Linked DNA regions of Homo sapiens: all the other regions are linked to region 3. The links are chromatin contacts, found by Hi-C or POLR2A ChIA-PET in ENCODE. All regions are on one chromosome and are shown on one strand. Each heading gives the region's core, a stretch centred on a gene start or an enhancer-like site at or near the end of the contact. The rest is flanking DNA. Distances are from core to core; before and after follow the strand shown. Region 1 overlaps LINC03016 (long intergenic non-protein coding RNA 3016). Region 2 overlaps ICA1 (islet cell autoantigen 1). Region 3 overlaps RPA3 (replication protein A3).

Region 1 (4,748 bases), core at 1,001-3,500, 420 kb after region 3:
TGGTGAATGGGCATTTGTTGTCTTTGAGTTATGTTCTTTACTTCCAAGTCCTTATCCTTAATTGGTCATTTTGGATCGACATGTCTGAAAAGTATTATCAGCCCTCTGTAATAGTTAAGTTGGAGAAGCCATCTCTATACACTGAGTTCCTGCGGGCAGGATTGTATCTTTTCCTCTCTGCGATCCCAGGACCAGCAAAATACCTGGGGGCAAATCAGTCATTCCTATGAATGTAATAGGACTTGAAGAGTAGAAGGAAAGTGAGGGAAGGGTTAATGACAGACTTCAAAAAAACCAAACCCTAGGTCAGGGCCTGGACTAAGCAACACTTCAAAGTTGCTTCTCCTCTCAAAGCAGTTTCTTCTGTCTGTGCTTCCCCTAGTTCCTCACCACACCCTCAGTCTGGCTAGTCCTCCCTTCACAATGACAGGTCAGAGATCCTTACTGAAAGATACGGTGTTTATTCTCTGTGAGAGTAATATGTTATAGTAAGCGGGAGATTTCACTCAACACCTGATTGGTGATGATGGAGAAGGGGGCCGGTCTTTTTCCACTTCTCTAATGGTAATATTTTCTCCCAACTTGCTTGCATGTTTACAGCAAGCTTCAGTGTATAGCTAAATTTTACCCAGTGGAAATTATGGGGATCGCAATATGCAATTTAAGTAAGTAACTCTTTAGTTACTTTGACCCAACTAAAATACTAAAGCAGAAAAAAAAAGGGGTGAACCAAGTTGCAGGCCTCTTCCTGCAAGCAATGTAGTGAGGTAGAAAATGGGATCAATGTACTTGTGTTCCCTCAAGATACATCTCCCTTCTCCATCCAAACTGTTGAACTAAATGAAGAGTGAGGTCCTTGAGGAATGAGCTTTTCCCCGTTTTGTTAATGGGGGAGGCTAATATTCCTGAAAGATAGCTCTAAAATGTTGTCAGAACAGTCAAGAGTTAACAGCAATTGTCCATGGCTCCAGAAGCCTGATTGTTACTTGTCAAATTGCTTCCGGTGTTCTTTCCCACATGAAAGAGGGGGGTGACTGACTGGCTATTAGGGCAATAGGGGATTTGATGTCTGTTTGACCACACCCCAGCCTCCTGGGTGTGATTTTGATTTATATTAAAGCTGACAAAATGAATCAAATGTTTGCTGACCTTGTGTATATAGAATAGCTTGGGTTGGATCTTGAGAGAAATTACCTGTTGGAGAGGGGAAAGAGAAAGTTACCATCAACACTCCTGATTTTATTTTATTTATTTTTTTTTTTGAGACGGAGTCTCGCTCTGTCGCCCAGGTTGGAGCACAGTCGCGCGATCTCGGCTCACTGCAAGCTCCGCCTCCCAGGTTCGCAGCATTCTCCTCCTTCAGCCTCCTGAGTAGCTGGGACTACAGGCGCCCGCCACCGCGCCCGGCTAATTTTTTTTTTTTTTTTTTGTATTCTTAGTAGAGACGGGGTTTCACCGTGTTAGCCAGGATGGTCGTGATATCCTGACCTCGTGAGCCGCCCACCTCGGCCTCCCAAAGTGCTGGGATTACACGCGTGAGCCACCACGCCGGGCCAAACACTCCTGATTTTAATACATCATGCCATAGGATGAAGTTAATTTTTAGCTCCGTTGAGAGGAAACAACTACCATCCTGCCGCATAGTAGAGAGTCTGGAGAAAAACAGTGTCAGCTGAAACCTCTACTTTCTTTAATTTCATTAAAAAATTGATCTCATTGATGCCATCAACTGTGCTTCTGGGTAAAGTCGCTGGTTCACATTTTCAGTTTCAATTTCCCTTGCTTCTCTTGCTTCAGTTTCAGTAGCAACAGGAAGTTTGGGTAATTCTATATCATTTAAATGTGAAGAGGAAGAAAGAAAACCCTTTATAAACACATCCTGATGAGTGAGTGTCAGAAAATTCTATGCAGAGACGTGGAGTAATCAAAGAGCAAATTCAGAAAATATTCTCTAAGTTTAGGATTTGTAGACTACTGAATTATAAATTTATACTGATTAATACATAGCAAAGGTTACATTAATATATTAAATCATGAATTTATATTATCTTGAGGTGATTGACCCTATGAGGTCACTTATAAATTGATTTTATGAGCACATAACACTTTATCTCTTTCCACCCTCTAAGTCTGTATATTATTAAAATACAGAAGACTAGACTTGATGTGTTTCAAAACTTCAGGCGCAGGTTAAGTTCCACCACTCAGTTCTGCTTCACTTGTTCTCACTCTGAGTCACTCAACCTCTGAACACGTTTTTCATTTGGTCAACTTATTTGAGCATTTGTCCAAGTAGCCTGAGTGGGTCTAAGTATAAGACATGAAATAAAGAGCTTGACATGGCAGAGACTGTCAGACTTTCAGAGAGAAAAAACAGTTTACTTAAGAATCTCAGAAATAGCTGGTCATGTCTAAGTTAGGGTCCCTAAGAAAATACAGGTGATTTCACTTTGTATTTCCCCCATTCCTTTCCCCCTTCCATTTCCGAAATTTGGTATTTTGAAAAGGATGAAGATCGATTTGGAAGTAGCTTACTTTAAAAAGGAACATAGTAACAGGAAATTGTAAAGTAACATTCTGTTAGGTTTCAAGGCTGATTTGTGTTAACAAGCTGACCACAGCCCTAAGACATGCTTGAAACCCTTAGTGCAGGGAGACAAAATAGGAACAGGGCTGAGCCTGATGCGGCCTCATTTGGGTTTGGTTGTTGCTGCCCCACTTGTAAAAACAATACAGACTGCGAAATAGACAGTCGTCCCTCAGTATCCTTGGGGTACTGGTTCCAGGACCCCCTCTGATACCAAAACCCATGGATGTTTAAATCTCTTATATAAAATGGTATAGTATTTGCATATAACCTATGCTTATCCTCTTGCATACTTTAAATCATCTCTATAATACCTAATACGAATGCTATGGAAATAACAGTTATACTGTATTGTTTATATTTTTGTCATATTATTTTTTATTGAATATTTTTGATCCACGATTGGCTGAATTCATGGATGTGGAACCCACAGATATGAAGGGCCTGATTGTACTAACTGATACCAGATCATTAGGCAATTCTCTTACTGGGGCTGCAGATCCAAAATCCAGACCACGTTTCTCTGAGTAAAGGTGTAATTTCCTCTGAAAAGACTAAATGTTTTCACTGCCAGTTTCCCAGGGGAGAGGTTGGTTCAGCAGGAATTTTGGGAGGAGGGTGTCCAGAGTGTTAGGTGAGTGGAAACCTTCCTCATTTCTTTTAGTGCAGATGTCAATTTGGCTCCAATTCTAAAGAAGTGCTGATAACTGAAGGTTTCTAGTGGGGTAGCTGAACTACCTTTGGTGACCTGGAAACAGGTAGCAAAGAGGGCAGAGCAGTAGCCTGGTAAGGGTGGAGAGGATTCCACTGGAGCTTGGCCGCTCTCATAAAGTACTATCTGGACCCTTTCTTTCATTATTCTGGAACGGTCAGGAAAGTCTGGTCTCTACTGTGGGCAACAAAGAGGAAAATAAGTCTTTTCCCCAGGGTCAAACAAGATGACAGAAGTCACCAGCAGAAGATGGTAGTGCCCACTGAAGCAGCAAGTTAACTGGAGTCACTGTCCCTAGGAGGCAGCCCAGGAATGGGCAAGAGGGCAACCCATTTCTGGGTACACATTACACTGTACCCTGGGAACCGCTGAGGATCACGAGGGGCATATTTTAAGGGTGGCTATTTCTGCCAGTAATGCTGGAAAGCATTCATGGCATAATGCCATGATATGTAGCAGAATCCACCACAGTGTCTGTACGAAATGTTTAAGTAGGTAATTCATTCTGTCAGTTATTAAGTGTTATGAATCTGAAATCATTAAAACAATGTACTGCACAAGAAATAGGCAGATAAGCAGACCAGAATACAGTTTATACACAAACCGATAATGAAATATCATGGGGTAATGGTGATTTAAAATAAATGTTGAAAGAAAGGATCGTCAAATAAAGTGTATTACAACAAACGGGTAGCCATTTTCCTACCTCACTCCATATAAGAAAATAAATTCTGGAGGGATCAAAAATATAAACACAAAAAATGAAACTATGAAAGTAAGAGGAAAACATAAGCATATTATAAATAAACCTTGGTGTGAGCAAGACACACAATTCAATAGCCCTAAGAAAAGATTAATTGGTTTGTGTGGGGAAAAAACAAGTACGAAATAATCATAACAGTTCTAATACATATAAATAAACCAATATTCAGAGAGTTTATAAAAATTTTTAAAAACCCTAGTAATTCAATATTAAAAACTGGCGAAGATGAAATGCAAATTACCAATGTATAAAAAAAACTCAAACCTTAAGTACAAATCAACAATTATCAGATATTAATGCAGTGATAAAACTAGTAAGTTCAATAATCAAAAACTTTGGTAAAAGGGGCAGGAAAATATACTCGCAAATGTTGAGTAGTAGTATAAGGTAGTACAGTACAGTTTAAGAAGGCAATTTGGCAGTATCTATGAATATTTAAATGCATACATTCTTTATCTCAGCAATTACTTGCTAGGAACTTATCCTATGGCTGTACCCACACAATCATTTCAAGGATGTTCAGTGCAGCAATAATTATAATAAAAGTATCCAACTCAATTATCAATAGAGGAATGGCTTAAAAATTGTGGCACATCCATACAGAGATCTAGTTAACTATTAAAAAGAATTATCTCTAAGTTATTAAACAGTAAGCAGAAAAGGCAAGGAGCAGAATGATGTGTTTA
Region 2 (5,101 bases), core at 2,536-5,035, 510 kb before region 3:
TATTTTTGGCTGCTTCTGTAAGTCATTTTCACTGATATTAACATTTATTACATTTGGTCTCTCCAACCCCACCGCCCCAAAGATTCTGATTCAGGGATCTAGGGTATAATATAGTGGGGAGGAGAGTTCACACACATGTGTATATGTGTGTTTGTGTATAACAGACAGGATTCCAGAGCAAGCCAGCTTTGGAGGAACAGTTCTGGAATAGTTCTGTTCCAGGCATGAAATATCATCAAACCTGTTACCAGTTTAAGGGGCAGAGATTTTAAAAAATCATTTTATCTATGAAGATAACCATATAATTTTAATTGGCCACATATGGACAGAGACTGAAAGTGAACTTGGAAAATGAAAAGAATGCTGTTAGGACAGAGGCAGTTGAGGTAATTTGTTTGCAGCCACCACAGGCAAACACAGAAACTCCATCTATCACAGGCTCCTTTCCTGTGACCTTCTTAGAATATCTCTGTTCCACATAAAATCATCTCCTCTTTTCTTTATATTGGTTTTGGTCTCTCTGTGTTAGCTCTTCTGCTTAGATATGTTATTACTCAAAGGTTTGTTATGGGAGCAGGCAAAGTATAATGTAATAAATGAATAAATAAGCAAATGGAACAAAAGACAGTTTTTTTCATGTCATATCTGGCCAAACTCTAACTTCGGTATGATATCACGCAATGGCAGAATCTACAGAGGGAAGGATTTGAAGGATAGAATGCTTTTGCCACCACCATTTTCTTACTGATTTTGACAACAGGACTGACTTTGAAAATGAATATATTGACCTCTTTGATTTAATGTCATTCCTGGTCCCTTGGAATTTTCAACTCTAGTTAGCAGACGTCGTCTCTTTTTGCAGAAGCATAGGTTAGCAGTTCTGAAACTATTCTTCGTGCATTCCAGGATTGAGCAGATAAGTTGTGGACAGTGGGAGCCAGGTTTTGCACTTTAGGAGAACGGAGCTACAGTTGTGGTAAAAGGATGAGATAGAACTCTGCGGTATTGGATTCAAATTGGAGATATGGATGTAAACTCCTGATTTCTGATACATACACACATACATGCATGCATACATACATGTGTGTATGTGTTTAGATATATGTAAACTAATGTAGCTGTGCATGGATTATAATACATATATGTGTATGTGTGTTGTGTCTGAGAGTACTTGTGGATATGCACACATTTGTTTACATATACATATAAACATTTCCCAGCTCAGTCCTCTGAGATGACCTTGAAGCAGTTTCACTCTAGTAGCAGTGAGCATATCTAGAAACCAGATCTTTGTTTCTACATACCCTCCACTAAAAGGAACTAGGGCTTTTTGGAGAAATGGTTAAATTCAAATTTGAGGCAGGTAAAGTAGAATAGAGCCTGGAACATCATGTCATGCCAAAAATGAAGAAAGTACCTGCAGAATAAGGGGGACTTGTCAAAATGACGCTGGAGCCAGCCCAAAGAGGCTCCCATTCGCCAAATATGGGATCATTTAAGCGTTAAAATAAATTACTAATTTAAATAAATAATTTTAGTAAGTGTAATACTATTGAATAAAGTAAGAATCCATGAGCTACTTTGATATAAACAAACAAAGGAGAACAAATAAAGTAGAAAGCCAACCAATAAATGTAGAATGTTGAAAATCAAAAATCATATTTTGCAAGCCATCATAAACATAATTGATTCAGTCAAGAATCATCTATGAATATGAAAACTAATGGATGGAAGTTTAATGAGATATAGGATCTTTACGTTGTCTTTACATTGTTTCAAATTATATTGTATTATTTACAATGGGTGAAATAGTAACTCAAATGGAGAAACCTGGCAAACACCATCTTAACCAAAAGATTAAAGTTAACATCGCTAGTGGTGGGACTAACCAACAGCATGTGCCACATGATACCATGCACTGAGGAAAAGCCGGAATGACTTTTGTTATACTGTTAGAGGTGTATAACCTTAATTTAAGTGTGAGGACACATCAGACAACCCAAAATGTGGAACACTCTCTAAAATACCTGCCCTGAAAAAAGACAGACCCAGGAACTTCCCAGATTAAAGGAGACTGAAAAAACATGACAACTGAATGCAGTGTATGATTTTAGATTTTCTTTTGTTATAGAAGATATTATTGGGACAATTGATAAAATCACAATAAGGTCTGTAATATTAGATAACATTATTTCAATATTAATTTCCTGATTTCAATAATTGTACTGTGGTTATGTAAGAGAGTTCCCTATTTTTAGGAAATATATATTGAATTATTTAAGAATAAAGGAACTTTCTGTCTGCAATTTACTCTTAAACAGTTTAGGAAAAAATCTATGTGTGTTTGTATTTAGAAAATGAAACAAATGTAGTAATGTTTGGGTGAATTAACATTTTGGGAATCTGGGTGAAGGGTATCCAGGCATACAAAGAATTCTTGCAACTTTTCTAGAAGTCTGGAATTATGTTTAGTGTCTTTGTGATTTGAATTTTAATACGTTTCTTTATAATGTTCAAATTAAGAAATTAAACATCCAGTATATGAAAGAAGGAATGGCACTGAAAAAAGTGACATTAGTAGAGGTTTATATTGTGTTATAATATTATACAATATTATAATAATATGTAATATTACTATAGGCAATATGTATTATATAACACATATATACAGATGCTTCTTGACTTACAATGGAGTTATGCCCCAGTAAACCCATCAAGTTGAAAATATCCTAATCGGAAATGCATTTAATACACCAAACCTACCAAACAGCATAGCTTACCACAGGCTACCTTAAATGTTTTCAGAATGCCTACATTAGCCTACAGTGGGGCAAAATCATCTAACACAAAACCTATACTATACTACAGTGCTTAATATTTCACAGTAATTTATTGAACACTGTACTGACAATGAAAAACAGAGTGGTTGTTTGCGTACTTGAAGTACAGTTTCTGCTGAATACATGTTGCTTTTGCATCTTGGCAAAGTCAAAAACTCTAAGTCAAACAATCATAAATCAAACCATGGCAAATCCAGGACTGTCTGTACAATATTACAATACTGTATTTATGTTGTAGCTATTGTGATATAATTAGAATTATGTGCCAGCATGATTCTTTGCAAATTCAGTGAGACCTGGTCAATGTCTTTCAGATAAATTACCTAAGACTAGATGATAGCAGGGACATTATACATCAAAATAGTGATTTCAGTTACTCTCGTATAAAGTGGAGGGCAGGAACGATGGACAGCTATCATCTTAAAAGCTTATTGGAGTCAGACGATGGTTCCTCACATCTGCTGACCTGTAACTATGGAATAAACAACTCTGATGACCATTTGTTCATTATCATACTGGAGTCATGTTCCTGAGGAATTCCAGGGCAGTAAAAATTTAGAAGCTAAATGTTTAACTTTCCAGAATGTTTAATTTTTCTGCACTAAGTCAAAGCAAGGCTCATGGAAGCAAACTTCCTTGTTCCCTAAACACTCAGCCCAGAAAAATTGAGAGATCACACATGTAACCGTGAACTTTGCACTGTTAGATTTATAAACTTCACAAACCAAAAATAGTTTCTGTTGTTGATCCAAAAACCTCCATTCTAATGACAAACTTATGGTGGCTAAAAACCTTTTAAATGTTAGATTGAGTTCCTGCTTTGTCCCTCTGCATGTGATTGAGCCAGGTTAAGTTGATTTGAACCTGAGAAAAGAAACACATTGCCTCTGTAGGGTTTTCTAAGCCATCTGAATTGGTACTAAACCATTTCTGTGAGGTGTTAGAATCCTGCAGGGGGCACCAGAACATTCCAATGCAGTTGAACACATTTCATTAAGTCCAGAAGAGCTAACTGTATTACCTTATTATAATTGATTTCTCTACTGTAACGTTTTCAGTTCCATTAATATTATTTTTTTGTACATTTACTTTTACAACATTTGTGAGTTTATGGAATGTTTCTGCCTCTCTGAGGAGGCAGAGGAAGGAAAGAGATCATCTCTTGGATGAGTCCTTAGAAACTACAGCCATGTCTCCTCTGGGTAAATATGAAAGGTTTCAGCCCACTCGGAGAGTAAGGACTTTCCAAATGTTCCTAATCTGACTGCGGAAAAAAAAAAAACTGGAAGAAACTGAGAATTCAATTTACTTTCTTAGCCTTAAGGCTGTGTATAAGCTACCCTGTTATTATCATTATTAATAATAAACACAGTGAATGTCAGACAGGCACTTCATGGTAGATTTTTATATGAATTTTGTGCAAAAGTAAAGGGTTGCCAGGCTACTGCATAATATTACTCAGTTCTGGTCCAGGAGTACAAAATTCCACCAGGCCTCCTGAGCCCGTCCCTCCAATTAGTGGCTTACTTCATTACGAATAAAGAACCCTCATTACTGTGGGCCTTCAAGTGAAATAGGATCCCCTACCTCTTGAAATCCGCCTTTCTAAGTACAGACAGTTCCCAACTTACAAACAATCCACTTAAGAACCACCAAGGCATTCAGAGGCTGCTGTAGGCTCCTGCAGCTGCTGCCTGGGCCCCCTGCCCAGCCCCCCTGCCCAGCCCCCTCCCCACACTCCTGGTCTGCTCAAGGGAGCGCTGCCTACCCCCCTTGCAGAGCCAGCTGCCCACCTGCCCCTCGGACTGCAGGCTCGGAGCTGGGGGTTCAGTGAGGCCTCAGAGCTACCGCTGGTTTTATAGTTGAGCTCAGCTATGGGGTAAATAGGCTTTTGTGGCCTGGCCTGGGAACCGAACCACCATTTAAAAAAAAGAAGAAGAAAAAACCTGCCTCCATGGGAAAATGTATTCTGCATTCCCAATAGCCAGCCAACAAATGTTAGAATGACTGTGGGGGCTGTCTTCTGTCTTCATGCCCCTAGCAGAGCGAGGAGGCGAAAGAATCCGCCTGTGTGTTCTGGGTTCTGGGTCCAGCTCTAGCACTAAACCCAACATAGGACCTTAGTAAGCCCTTTAACCTCTGTGTATCACATCATCTGTAAGACAATAGGATTGTACTAAATGAGTTATAAGCCTCCTTCTAGTATAATGACCCCAATTGATCAAAGCTCTACCCTCATTTTATTCATTCAGAGGCATTTT
Region 3 (5,052 bases), core at 1,711-4,210:
GTCAGCCCTCCGTATCCATGAGTTCCTCATGGGTGGATTCAACCAACAGTGGATCAAAATTATTCAGAAAAAAAAATTGCTTGTGGTTGCCAAGCGTGGTGGCTCAGGCCAGTAATCCCAACACTTTGGGAGGCCGAAAGGGGTGGATCACTCAAGGCCAGAAGTTCAAGACCAGCCTGGCCAACATGGTGAAACCCCATTTCTACTAAAAATACAAAAAAAAAAAATTAGCCGGGAATGGTGGCACACGCCTGTAATCCCAATTACTTGGGACTCTGAGGCATGAGAATTGCTTGAACGCGGGAGGCAGAGGTTGGAGTGAGTCAAGATTGTGCCACTGCCACCAGCCTGGGTGATGGAGTGAGACACTGTCTCAAAAAAAAAAAAAATTGCATCTGTGCTAAACATGTACAGGCTTCTTTTCTTGTCATTATTCCTCAAACAATACAGTAAAACAACTGTTTACATAGCATTTACATTGCATTAGGTATTTTAGTAATCTAGGGATGATTTAAAGTATATGGGAGGATGTATGTAGGTCACATGCAAAAACTATGCTCTTTTATATCAGAGCGTTGAGCGTCAATGGATTTTGGTATGAGCGGGGGTCTTGGAACCAATTTCCCACAGATACCAAGGGAAAACTGTATATTACTCATAGAAAATGAATTTTGGCTGGAAGCAGTGGCTCACGCCTATAATCCCAGCTGTTTGGGAGGCCAAGGCAGGCGGATCACCTGAGGTCAGGAGTTTGAGACCGGCCTGGCCAACATGGTGAAACCCTGTCTCTATCCAAAATACAAAAATTAGGCAGGTGTGGTGGTGCATGCCTGTAATCCCAGCTACTTGGGAGGCTGAGGCAGGAGAATCACTTGAACCCAGGAGGCGGAGATTGCAGTGAACAGAGACCATGCCACTGCACTCCAGCCTGGGCAACAAGAGCAAAAACTCCGTCTAAAAAAAAGAAAAGGAAAAGAAAACAAATTTCATTTCATAGGATCATGTATGAAGCTTTCTGCTCTTTTTCTATTTAATGATTTAATATATTGAAGGAAATGTAATTACCCAGAAATTCTGTGGTTTTATTTGCTTTTTGTTTATGGCTCAACTAAAAAAGAAACTGTAACTTTATATTTTATGAAGTCTTTTTCAAAGTGTCTCAACACATTATTTGATGACATACAATTATTAGAGAGTGAACTGTAGTGCTTCTCAGCCTTGCATGAACTCTAGAATCATCTGGAGAACTCTGGGGGGAAAAAATCAATTCCTGGGCCTAATCCCAGGACCTTTTAATCAGAATCTAGGAATGGGTCCCAGCACCAGTATTTTTTTCTAAGTATCCCCTAATGCACAGAAGGGTTAGAATCACAGAGAGATAGATCCCTAATTTACGTTTGAGTCAACTAAATCCACTGAGTCCCCGAAAAAAATGAATGACTTTCCCACAATTAACTGTGCCAAACAGAAGGCTCAGTTCTGCCTCTGAGTACAGTTGGCACCTCTCCTCTTCCTTCATGCAATTGCCTTTCACTGTACATTCAAGGAGTTAAGGAAGGGTGGTGTACCCCACACGGGGATGGCCTAACCTAACTTTTTCACCTCCGAAAAACTGAAACTGAAACGCTGCTAGATTAACAGGTAAACCAGAATCAGGTAACAGTGACTGAAAATACTGTTAATTCTATCCATTAGACACACAACTCCACATTTCTTAATAGAAAAACAAGCATCTACATCATGAAGTTAGTTGAAAAATCCTGGCATACTTGCTTTGCAATTTAAAGGTCAAAAGTAAAAACACAAAAACTGCTAAGTAAATTAAATGTAAATCGAGTTTTTCTGGATATCCCGATACGTGGGTAAGGAGACAGCGATAGGGTAAGTTACTTTTTAATCCATAAACACTCTAATTTTTTAAAGATCTGGTATACATTTTTTGTAAGAACAGGCAATAAAAATAGGAAGCACATGTTGAAAACCTGTTTAGTTTTTGTCACTGTTTTAATTAAAGCCTTCAACCCTAGACAGAATCAAAGTGACTTACTGTCCCTCATTCCTTAGAATGTAAATTTTTATGTATACAGCTAAATTTCCACTTTTAAATAAAGGAAACAACACAGCGATGAAGAGACTACCTTTAAAAGTTCCATATAAAAATATGATAGTTTAAATGAAGTATGTATATGTGGTTTGGTTCCCAGAATGAGGAATTCCATAGGAGATAATCTTAAAAATAACTCACTTATTTTCAATATCTGACTGATCATTGAGACTGGAAAACAGAAGGTGAGACTAAATTACATATTTCAATGTGTTTTAAGTATTTTAAAAGGTGAAATCCAAGCTGCTGTGAATTATTAAATTCTGGTTCTAAATTCAGCAAGTGTTACAAAATAATTAGCTTAATGGAAACTAGAAGTTCTTATGCCCTACTTGAAGAAGCACCTGCATATTCTGAAAACCATGATGCATTTCCCTTGTACTGTAACCCAATTCCTTTAATCTCTACAATAGTGTTTGCCCAATTTCATTCTGCCTGCTTCAAAGTTATATTCAATATTTGGTCAACAATATTAGTGAACCAACAACAATATCTAAATTGTTCCTTTTCATTTATATCCTATTACTTTTTGTTGTTATTTTTCCTTCTTTTTGCTATAACATAATAAGCTAATTCATGCTTTTGTCTTAGTTTTGGAAGGAATTATATCCTAACATTTACGCAATATCCCTTTTCCTAACTTAAAATAACTATGAGCTTGCCACTACACTAGTAAATTTGTAATCAACTTAAAGATAATGTCTTAAAAGTACAATTAAACATGTCATAACAGGAGAAAACCCTGGTAATTACGAATAGTGCCATGCTTGCTGGATTTTTAAATAGTAGTATAAGGCTATGAAAAATCGCCACCCAGTGATGCAAATGAAAACTGCAATTTGTTTTTGTGTAAAATGAGTACCCTGGAGGATTACTTCAACTTCATTACTGAATGAAGGAATAGCTATTACCTTCTTACGTGAATAGGAACTGGTTACAAGGGAAAGGATGTTTTTCTACAAGAACTTTTTTCCCTTATTCTTATTCGGCACCACTAGACATTTTACAGAGGCTAAAAGCTTTCGAAATCTTAATGCGGAGAAAGGTTTTCTGTCCAAATGTGAGCTAACTGTATATGAACAGCCCAGATATTCCTATTACCAAAACAAGTGTCTAGACTCTGCCCAGACCTGAATTTCAAGTCATGATGTGTTGATTCCATCAACTCTGCAATGCCATCTAATAATTGTGACCTAAAACCTATTTGTGTTAAGCAGAAATGCTTGCCTAGGGGAAAAGGTATTCTCAAGTGGAAAAAAATAGATAATTTATAGCTTAAACAACATAATTTACTCTGACCTTTCTAGAAATGGGTTATAAAGGCCACATAAGGAGATAATCTAACAAATTCTGTGGTGTCCATATTGATAAAAAGTTGTTGCTACAAATATAATCATGTTTATAAGTTTTTACTTAGCTTTATCATTTAGACATCAACAAACACACAAACCAACAAAATATATTTATTTTTCTGTAATGTACGTATTGCACACGATGCCACAAAAAAAGTTATGTGGATATATGCTAACCATGATACATGTGTATGCAACTAAAAAAACTATCAGAACTAATAAATAAATTCAGTAAGGTTACGGCATACAAAATCAACATACAAAAATCAATAGCATTTTTATATGCCAACAGCAAACAATTTGAAAAAGAAACCAAGAAAGTAATCCCATTTATAAAGCTACCAGTAAAATAAAATACTTAGGAATAAATATAACCAAAGTGAAAGATCTCTAAAATAAAAATTATAAAATACTGATGAAAGCAACCAAAGAGAACACACATAAAAAAAAATGGAAAGATATTCCAAATTTATGGATTGGAAGAATCAGTATTGTTAAAATGTCCATACTACCCAAAACAATCTACAGATTCAATGCAATCACTATCAAAATACCAAAGACATTCTTCACAGAAATGGAAAAAATAATCCTAACATTTATATAGAATCACAAAAGACCCAGAGAAGCCAAAACTGTTCTAAGCAAAAACAACAAAATTAGACGAATCACACTACCTGACTTCAAATTATACTAAAAAGCTATAGTAACTAAAATAGCACAGTACCGGCATAAAAACAGACACATGGACGAATGGAACCAAATACAGAACCCAGGAATAAATTCACACATTTACAATGAACTCATTTTCAACAAGGGTGCCAAGGATATACATTGGGAAAAGGAAGTCTTGAATCAGTGGTGCTGGGAAAACTGGATATCTATATGCAGAAGAATAAAACTAGACCCCTATCTCTCGCCACATACAAAAATCAAATCAAAATGGATAAAATACGTAAATCTAAGACCTGAAACTACGAAACTACTAGAAGAAAGCATTGGGCAAATGCTACAGGACAGTAATCTGAACAAAGATTTCTTGAGTAATACCCCACAAGCACAGGCAACCAAAGCAAAAATGGACAAATGGGATTACATCAAGTTAAAAGGCTTCTGCACAACAAAAGAAATGATTAATCAACAGTAAAGAGACAACCCACAGAATGGGAGAAAATATTTGCAAACTACTCATCTGACAATGGATGAACAATCAGTATATATAAGGAACTCAAACAACTCAACAGGAAAAAATAAAATAATCCAATTTTAAAATGGGCAGGCCAGGCATAGCAGCTCACGCCTGTAATCCCAGCACTTTGGGAGGCAGAGGCAGGAAGATGGCTTGAGCCTAAGAGTTCGAAAGTGGCCTGAGTAACATAGTGAGTTATTGCCTCTTAATATGTGTGTGTGTATATATATATATATATATATTTATCTATAAATTAAATATATAAATATATATTTATCTATAAATTAAATATATAAATATATATTTATCTATAAATTAAATATATAAATATATATTTATCTATAAATTAAATATATAAATATATATTTATCTATAAATTAAATATATAAATATATATTTATCTATAAATT

Evidence for each region. Hi-C counts contacts between places; a loop is a spot of excess contacts on that map. ChIA-PET counts read pairs that join two places held with the same protein, here RNA polymerase II (POLR2A). Pooled maps may share reads with other maps.
Region 1: a pooled map shows a loop between it and region 3 (2.1-fold over the local background). The contact joins two enhancer-like sites. A Hi-C loop is called at or near these places in 4 of 50 pooled maps. POLR2A ChIA-PET finds 5 or more read pairs at or near these places in 2 of 52 experiments (GM12878 and PC-9).
Region 2: a loop to region 3 is called in a map of HepG2, with 21 times the contacts of the local background. The contact joins two enhancer-like sites. A Hi-C loop is called at or near these places in 24 of 168 maps with a recorded cell type or tissue (A673, B cell, CD4-positive, alpha-beta T cell and 18 more), 24 of 37 single-sample maps with no recorded cell type and 31 of 50 pooled maps. POLR2A ChIA-PET finds 5 or more read pairs at or near these places in 6 of 52 experiments (CD4-positive, alpha-beta T cell, CD8-positive, alpha-beta T cell, OCI-LY7 and 2 more).

The regions. Positions count from the first base shown.
Region 1 is chr7:7,255,998-7,260,745 of GRCh38, reverse strand. LINC03016 (long intergenic non-protein coding RNA 3016) reads right to left here. Exons shown (of 4, transcript NR_108073.1): 2 at 1,150-1,194. Among named protein-coding and RNA genes, the nearest start is that of LINC03016, 3.2 kb to the right of the region's middle. Within about 2 kb of position 2,250, at least 10 of the 41 ENCODE cell types and tissues checked have a DNase peak (open chromatin) inside an H3K27ac peak, as active enhancers do.
Region 2 is chr7:8,189,240-8,194,340 of GRCh38, reverse strand. The region is part of intron 6 of ICA1 (islet cell autoantigen 1); the gene reads left to right. Among named protein-coding and RNA genes, the nearest start is that of ICA1, 70 kb to the left of the region's middle. Within about 2 kb of position 3,785, at least 2 of the 41 ENCODE cell types and tissues checked have a DNase peak (open chromatin) inside an H3K27ac peak, as active enhancers do.
Region 3 is chr7:7,679,544-7,684,595 of GRCh38, reverse strand. All of the region lies in intron 4 of RPA3 (replication protein A3), which reads left to right. All of the region lies in intron 2 of UMAD1 (UBAP1-MVB12-associated (UMA) domain containing 1), which reads right to left. Among named protein-coding and RNA genes, the nearest start is that of RPA3, 37 kb to the left of the region's middle. Within about 2 kb of position 2,960, at least 10 of the 41 ENCODE cell types and tissues checked have a DNase peak (open chromatin) inside an H3K27ac peak, as active enhancers do.